2 separate regions of the Mus musculus genome follow, and region 1 is linked to region 2. A link is a loop called in an ENCODE intact Hi-C map of the cell type or tissue named here. Cell type or tissue: left cerebral cortex. All regions are shown on one strand. Each heading gives the region's core, and the rest is flanking DNA. Links, peaks and the distances in the headings are about the cores only.

Region 1 (4,402 bases), core at 85-4,084, 1.1 Mb after region 2:
TGTGTTTCCAAAGGGCCTGTCTCATTGTATTGCACCAAAAGTGTCTTCAGGTTCTGGTTGCTCCACATTCTTGCAAAGTTGGTGATGTGCATTTCTTTTTTTTTTTTTAACAGTCTTATTGATGATATTATGGTTTTACTTTTCATTTCCTCAATAACCAATAACATCACTCTGTGTCTCTGGGAATCTATGTGGCATATTCCTTTGTGCAACATCTGAACTTTTTGCCTGTTAATAATTAGTTGGTTTATCAGTATGATGAAATATTTGAGGGAGGTTTTTAAGGAGAAGAGGTTTATTTTTGCTCACACTTCTGATCTAAGGTTGAAAGGCTGCAAGAGCTCAGAGGCAGTGTGGGGCATCCCACAACCAGAGGCAGGAAACGTGTGGGTATCCTCTCGGACCGCTTTCTTCCTGTAAAGCCACCAGTGTTCAATCATTGGCTCTATCCTCTTGACTCTTCTGCATCCTCTCACTTCCTAAGACTATCTTCACACCCCAGAGTTATATTAAGTTTCTACCCTCTTCATAACTCACAATGGGTATTATATTTAACGATTTGAGTCTTGGTGGATACCCACAAATTGATAGCAATGCATTTCTTATACAGTCTTAGTATAAGTTCTTGGTCAGGTATGCATTATAAAAATGTGTACTTCTAACTTAAGGCTTGCGAATCCATTCTGTCATTTGATGAGCAAGAATGTTTTAGTTTGATGAGGTCCAGTGAATTTACAGTTTTTTTGGTTTTTTGTTTGGTTTTTTTTTTTTTTTTTTTTTTTTTTTTTTTTTTTTTTTTTTTTCCGAGACAGGGTTTCTCTGTGTAGCCCTGGCTGTCCTGGAATTCACTCTGTAGACCAGGCTGGCCTCAAACTCAGAAATCCACCTGCCTCTGCCTCCCAACCTCTCTCTACCTCTGCTGGGATTAAAGGTATGCGCCACCACGCCCAGCTGAATTTACATTTTTTATGGTATTACTTTTTGTGGCTTAAGAACTGTTTGACTATTCACAGGTTACTAATAGGTTTTCTAACATTGTTTCATTCTTCAATTCTTTTATTCTTGCTTTTATACTTACAATTATATCCCAGATAATATCATTTTTGTGCATACGTACTAATTTTGTATATGGTGTGAATATATTCTGGATATTGCAAGCAGTGGGGGGGGGGAGTATTTTTTTCCCACAGGGATCTTCATTTATTCCATTACCATTCAGAGAACAAAAGGAAATAATTCCTTCTCCATTAAATTGCTTTGGTGTTTTTTGGCATAAACCAATTACCAGTGTGCATAGTCGCTTTGGGCTGTTACGGAAATGCATGAGATTTATTTTATCTTGGTATTTCCATGGTCTTAGCTTGCACAACATGGTGTCTGGAGCATGTGGCGCTGATGCACAGGAAACAGAACAGAGCAGTAACAGGGAGGGGACAGAGCAAGGACAACCCCAGTGATCCTACATCCTTCACCTGGGCCACATCTTCCCCAGCACCCCGCCCCCCCCCCCCCAGCTTCTCTTCAAATTCTGAACCATCAAAGAGCTAAACTTTTCATTAGGACAGACCCCTTTTGGTCTAATCCAAACACACAAATAGGCTCAGAGGTCAACCCAATCAGGTTATTAAGATTAGCCATCACACTACACAATTTAAAATGTATTTCTACATCCTGTATTCTTGTCTGTGGGTGTATTTATCCTTATACCTACCACACTGTCTCCTTCCCAGTTGTTTTGAGGTCAGGTAGTTATAAATGCTCCAGCCTCAATTTTTTTAAACATTTTGGTCTTCTATATTTCTAAGTAAGTTTTAGAATATTTCTCCAACTTCTATAAGTGGCTATAATGACTATAAACACATAGATGAGGGCTAGAGGGACGTCTCCGTGGTTATGAGTGCTTGCTGCTCTGGCAGAGGAGCTGAGTTTACTCCTAAGCATCCACATTGAGCAGCTCCCAAACGACTTTAACTTCAGGTCCAGGAGATCTGCTGCCCTCTTCTGTCATGCTCAGGCACCTGCACATACATGGAATGCAGACACAGATACAAACACATACATACAAATAAAGATAGAATACATCATTTTAAAACGAAGAGGCTAATTTGAGAAAAGATGTCATCCTAAGACTTTTGACTCTTCTGAGACAGACAGACAATATCGATGGGAAGAGCCAACAATGATTGTAACATGCTTTCCTGAGCATTGGGGAGTGTAATGACGATGCGTGAGTGTGTGTGCCTACAGATGCTTCTCTCTCCAGGAAACCACAGAGCAAGAATGTGGTTCTCCTCTGGGACCTTGGATACCACCCAAGAAGAACTTTGCAAAGAAACATAATAAAACCTTACATGCATACTTATGATCAGGCACAGGTGTGTAGATTTCTGATATTTCTTTGCTCTTTTTAAAGATCTCCAAACAACTGGATAACTAAACAGGGTAGTTTTGTGTGATAAGATAGATGCTTTGATAGTTTTAACTGCTGGGGTGCTCAGTTCCTATCTGAACCTGAAAAGTTAGTTTGAAATGGTAAAATTCTTCCGTGACTACTAGACCAGAAGATACAGTTAGCATCTTTGTTTGGGTTGAGTGATATACAAGTTAACAAATAAAAACAAAGGTCATTCTCTCTCCCACTTAAGAAGCAATGAGCCCTTTCCTCATTGCCTTTCACTAAGACTCACTGCCTTCAATATTTTCTTGGATCATGTATGCAATGTGGATTAGTAACACATGAGTGTTTGTTGTATATCATATTCAACTATATTCCTTGAACATCACAGTTTACTCGTGTAGATGGTCTTCTAGGGGAATCTTATTGTTTTAGAAACATCAAACCCTCTAAATCAGTGGTTCTCAACCTGTGAGTCACGACCCCTTTGGGGAATCAAACAGCCTTTTCACAGGGGTGGCCTAGAACCATTAGAAGACACAGATATTTACATTATGATTTATAATAGTAGAAAAATTACAGTTATGAAGTAGCAATGGAAATAATTTTATGCTTAGGGATCACCACAACATGAGGAACCATATTAAAGTTCACAGCATTAGTAAGGTTGAGAACTTCCCCAGGTATCTCAATTAATAAGTTTTATATAAGCAATAGTTTATGTTTTTAAATTCTCTTGATTTGTCTAAGAAAAATAATATCACAATCACAGAAATTTGTGTGTAATTTGAGTAAGGGATATGAAACATTACTCGATTCCTACCCCTTCCTAGTATTTTTTTTTTAAGATTAGGGCATAATGTTGTCTGATATTTTAAGAATACTGGTTTATCAGCCCGGTGATGGTGGTGCACGCCTTTAATCCCAGCACTTGGGAGGCAGAGGCAGGCAGATTTCTGAGTTCAAGGTCATCCTGGTCTACAGAGTGAGTTCCAGGACAGCCAGGGCTACACAGAGAAACCCTGTCTCAAAAAAAAAAAAAACCAAACCAAATCAAAACAGAAAAGCAGAATACTGGTTTATCTAAATGTAAATTTTCTCTGTTTTTAAATTGTAGCAAAAGTCCAACATCATTTCACACTGTGTAGCCAAACAAAAAAACTCTGGCCTGAATTTGAACTAGTGGTGGTGGTTTGATTTCATAACAGTCTAACTAATTTTCCTATTCAGCATTATAAGTAGATGTTCCTCAATGTACATAGCGTGAAGTGGATGTCATATAAACCCATTATAACTTGAAAGTCTCACTTGAGGCACACCCATATCCCAAACTTCCTACCTCAGTCTAGCCCTCTAACCTTAAACATGCTTACAACAGATACATTAGCAGTCAAGTGGCCTATTTTATATGGGATTGAGTAAATCACCCTTATTAGATAATATATTAAATATAGAAAACAGGCTGGTTGAAACAAGTATTGGATGCATGGCTTCTATTGAATTTTCTTCTTCACATTTCTTTGACAGCATTGTGAAGTTAAAACAAAACAAAAACCTAGATTAAAGCCATTTCAAATTAGGGCAATCTATTTCAGATATTATTCTCTATTTGGATACTGAGAGCTCATAGGTTTTGTGACTAGTGTGAATGTAATTCACTTAATTAGCTACTATCTAGAGACTTTCATGCTAACTCTATTTTGCTATCTAATACAATGGTAGACATAAGTTACACATAGTCCCAGCCTAGAAGTGGAATTATAAAGCAAGGGCTTTGTAAACTGCAAAGACACATTACACATGGAAGCAGCCGTCACTTACTTCTCCCTTTTGTGTTTTCCAACAAGAATTAGGAAGCAACAATAACAAATGCATTTTTTATTCAATACTAGAAAAAGTTGGGGTTTAAACTGGTTTCTAGTTTGGTTTATACTGGTTAGGCTTTATAGAAGGTTTCTATCTACAGCTATCATTGAGACAGTCATCACAGTAAATATATTCCTCAAG
Region 2 (4,402 bases), core at 98-4,097:
CAAGAATGCATAGTGTCAATAAGCCAGTGACTGTGTGAACTGCCCTGGGCAGGGATCTTGAGCGAGACTTTACAAACAAGGGGTGCTGCTATGAGAGAGCCCTAGAGCTTCAGTTCACCGAGATGACATTAAGTCTAAACCCACTGGTTTGGGGTTTCGGAAGAAATAGCTTCCAAAGTAGAGAAACAGAAAGAACTCACAAAACCTCACATAATGATATGCATTGATTGCACATAGAATTTACCATTACATCTTAAATAATTTAAATAAGAGGTCCTCCAGAGAGCCCACACCACTGTCGTGACTTAAGAGGCATGTTTGAGCAGACAAACATTCACACTTATGCTACTGCGCCAAATGAAAAGAGCCAGCTGGGCTATCTTAGCTCTAAGAGGTCTGTGGGGTGGGGCCAGCAGACAGTTTTCATGATGAGGAAGCAAACCTTGTCTCCACTCACTGGAAAGACGGATGGTTGTGTTTGATCTGGAGAATGAGAAACTCACGTCATATGATCAATTGGGAAAGGAGCCACCACACAGGTCAAAAGTTTTGCTGTTGATTCCTAGTTGCTTGGGGCAAACAAGGTGGCTCTGAGCTAAAGGTTATGGAAGACTGTTCACACTGACACTTTCTTAGAAGTAATGGAAACTATGGATGACAAAGCATTCCTGAGAATGCTCTATTTGTTTTTCTTAGGCTCCACTGGAAGCTTAACTTCCCCTCCCACCCCACCCCCCGACCCCCGCGCCGGGGGAAAAAAAAGTGCTCATCCCAACCAAAATAGCAAACAAATGTCTTTCCAAAATGTTAAATTTTGAAACAGGCCAAATAAAAAAATACAAATATACCAATAAGAATCCTAGAATGGGCAAACACATCTTCTGGATACATGAAGATGCAGAGCTAAAAAATTAGCCATGTACCATATGAACATATGAAGTCCCAGGTCAACATGATTATAAAATGCCCAAGACTTATTCTGCACTTGGAGTCTATCAGAAAAACAGTCTCTATTAGGCTGTTTTAATTAGGAGCACTGTATGAGGAAATCAGGAGGCCTGAGGCTGCTCCCTCCTGAGAGGTTGGTCTTGGAAACATGTTCTCCGTATCACTAAGGTCCCTCTCACTGTGTGCGCACTGCTGACACGGACAGGCGCTTTATGACACTGGCTTGTGCTAGCTGCTAGACAGTTGGTGCCTGGTATTTACTGTGTTCCCCTAGCTACCTGGGAACCGGATTCTAATGGGCTTCCCTGAGGATTGCTTCGATGTAGCTGCAGTTTTTGTAGCTAGGGAAACACGCAGACTTCGCGTGTCTTGACAAAGGAGAGAGAAGTCTAGAAATTTATCAGAGAGATCTATAGTTTTCCACACACAGACCACCTAGGTCAATCCTATCCCATTGATCTTTTTCCCTGTTGTATACTTAGAGAATCTGGACAGCTATACAGTGAGTCCTGTTAGTGCCTCTACCCATCACACAATGGAAAATGTTGTTCAGGATCCTCTAAACAAATGTTTAAACATATACACACAACCTGAGACAGTTATCCATGTGACCCCACCCATTCAGTGGCTACTTTTAGAAGACCTTAAGCCACAAACTTTTCTATAACCTAAGGCCAAACATATTTACTATGTACCCTTATCAAAAGATCTTTGTTGGCCGGCAAGGATAGGTGGTTGCTCTACAAGGGCTTTCCATACTCTCAGTGGCTTGTTTTACTTAACTCACTTCAGGACTGTAGAAACATGCACACCCGGTGAACTGTATAATCGACCGACAGTTTTAACTTCGTCTTCTTACAACAATTTACAAGAATTAACTTTTACGAGACTCTCACGAGGAAGGTATTCTCTGGTGAAGGTGAGGGAATGAGGACCAGGAGGAAGCCTGGGCTGTCTGGATTGTTCACACATAAGCTCACACTCACAGAATGGACAGGAGCTGCGATCAGACTCAGTTGTCCAAACGCTGGGTCTTCATTTACCAGCAGTTTCTAAAATCTGCGGTGTGATAGGCATTAAGCAGTCATAAGCTGTTTAATGTAAAAGAAATGATCTCAAAATGCAGCATGGAAGTTGCTGTGCACACAGCTGTGGTGACCACTCTCCCCAGGTTAAAACAGCAGTTCTGTTTTGAACCCTTGTACAAGGGGCAGCTTCTGTTTACAACGTCTAGTTATTTCATTGTGTGTGTGTGTGTGTGTGTGTGTGTGTGTTTATAATAAAATTCAAGTCTACGTAGACCTGATCCAAAAATTCTCCCAACCCCCTGTACCCCTCACCCCCTTAAGCCCCTCCCCCAACCCCTCCTCCCATATCCCCTTCCGCTTCCCCTCATGTCTGACAAATTAACTTGAACCACACTGACCCTGGTCTCGCATCCGGTTTACGTCAATCATCAAGTAGCACAGGGACTCACCACAAGCCTATGAGGATCAGTTCCTTACTAAGGAAGGGGGTGATTTACATGAACTCTGGGGTGCCTTCCAACTCTGAATTCTATAATGCTCTTGGATCTCTTACATCTGTGGCCAGGCCCTTCAGTACCCACTATTAGCCACACGGGGGCAGCACAATTCTACTTTAGCCAGCAGGTAAATTCAGTGGCCAGAACTGATGGCTGTGCTGTATGGGGAAACTAGAAATAACCCTGGTAATTGATTGCCTTACTTAAACAGAAGGCAGTTGCACGTTAACTGCCTCTGACACACCGCGTCAGAAAACTCCAGTGACTCTACAGAGAAAAGCTGTTTTCGAATTTAAGAAAACGAGAGGTTTCAAATCCACGGAAACGGAAGCTTCAGAGACCTGCTGGGAGCACTTGTGCCACTCAGCGCCTCGCTGCTAAGGGAGAAGCCCTGGGAGAAACTAGGTCTTCTGACTCTCAGATCAACATCCTGTACTGAACACGGTGTCTTGGAAACTACATTCGCTCGAGTCGTGGGAAAGGTTCAGAGGGAAGCTGTGTTTCTCCATCTACCAGACTTTGCGGTACTAGGAGTGTCATACAAACAGCTCCCTTTATAGGAAAGTAAAGAGACTGGCAATTCTATGAGCTGAAAGGTCAGGTCATCCCGTTGGCTCCACTCAAGGAGGACTGTTAGGTTTATTCCTTTATGTCCCTCCCCAACACGCCCCCCACTCCCAATGGGAATTCCTCACCCAGTCAGTTTCCCAAATCATCAAATGTAAGTTACCATATCCAGCTATAGCTCTTAAGGTTATTCCAGGTTTTCTACTAACGCCCTTTTTTTTTTTTTCATTCCTGCAGATTTTTTCTTTCCACCCTTTGAACTCTGGTAATCCATCAGGCTTAGTGGCAAGTGCCTTTTTGTGCCAAGGGTGACTCACCAGCCTCACTTCCTTTATTTTTTCCTCCTTTCTTTCCTCCTTTTGACACTTCTGCAAGTAACTGCTCAATTACTTTACAGATGCTCCACCATTTAAGATGGCTACAGACTCACATTAGATTGTGGACATGCTTTCTTTAGGGAAGAATGCTCCAGAACTCCTGCTTCGTCCTTCTTGGGTACAATATCAGTCAGTGATGTCGTCCATGTGTCAGATTACCAGTGAGTCTGTCACTGAGTTGTCATTTGGTTTAAAATGACAATTGGTATTTTCAATGGAAAGTCCCTGTAGGTGATGGGAAGGGGGCCTGGTTAACATATGTGTCATCCTCTCTCCAAACAGCTGTTCACAGATGTTAGCATCAAGAAGGCTCCTTACCTTCATTTGCTGTGACTACAGGCTTGGGTGATGGTGATTTCTCTATATCCCTTATTTTCTTCTACAGTTGGAATTCCTCTGTGACACATGGCCCATTCTCTTCCATTTACTTATTAAATCCTAGATTTATAGCAACATCCATGAATTTTATTATGTGAATTAAAGTCTAATGTGAGTATCACTGCCCCCATTCCACCTTTACACTGTTTTAACATTCCTTTGACCAGCCGGCAGCCTTTGAGCACATCCTTGATGTTTAGGATCCTTGAATCTGATAAGTATTTGCCTTCCAGTGCCTTAGGATCAAGCATTTCTCCAAGGGCTCCTGAGTTTCTATTGGAGAAGGCCAATGAGAGGCCAAGCTCCATCTTAGTGTGTTCACTCAGGACAGCTGGAACACCTTCGCTTCTAGTCGGCTCTGCCTACTGACTACAAGATACATGCACTGGTCAGCCATGTTAGCAGTTTCCATCTCTCTCTGTGTACTCATCAATCCATCTCTCTACCCTACAAATTCATAATAATGTTCTCAAAACTAGTCAAACACCACAAGGCCTTTCTTTATTAGCAACCTGGCATTATTTCGAAGCGCAGACCTGCATAAGGTATGTTAGTTAAGGAAGACATGTGGATTTTGGCACAGCTCAGACTCCGCCTATCGTGGCAA

The links. Peaks named below come from ENCODE experiments on the same cell type or tissue, not always from the same donor. Only the 100,000 strongest peaks of a DNase experiment are listed, where the experiment ranks them.
Region 1: it touches region 2 in a loop (4-fold over the local background); 1 of 42 quality-filtered maps calls a loop at or near these places.

What each region holds. Positions count from the first base shown.
Region 1 is chr16:29,573,824-29,578,225 of GRCm38, forward strand. No RefSeq gene overlaps it. Among named protein-coding and RNA genes, the nearest start is that of Opa1, 3.3 kb to the right of the region's middle. In left cerebral cortex, for the core only: a CTCF peak has its summit at 2,007 (motif pointing left); a DNase peak (open chromatin) is centred at 1,986.
Region 2 is chr16:28,515,452-28,519,853 of GRCm38, forward strand. It overlaps a transcript of Fgf12 not described here. Among named protein-coding and RNA genes, the nearest start is that of Fgf12, 72 kb to the left of the region's middle. In left cerebral cortex, for the core only: a CTCF peak has its summit at 2,561 (motif pointing right); a DNase peak (open chromatin) is centred at 2,582; H3K4me3 peaks cover 515 bases; H3K27ac peaks cover 583 bases.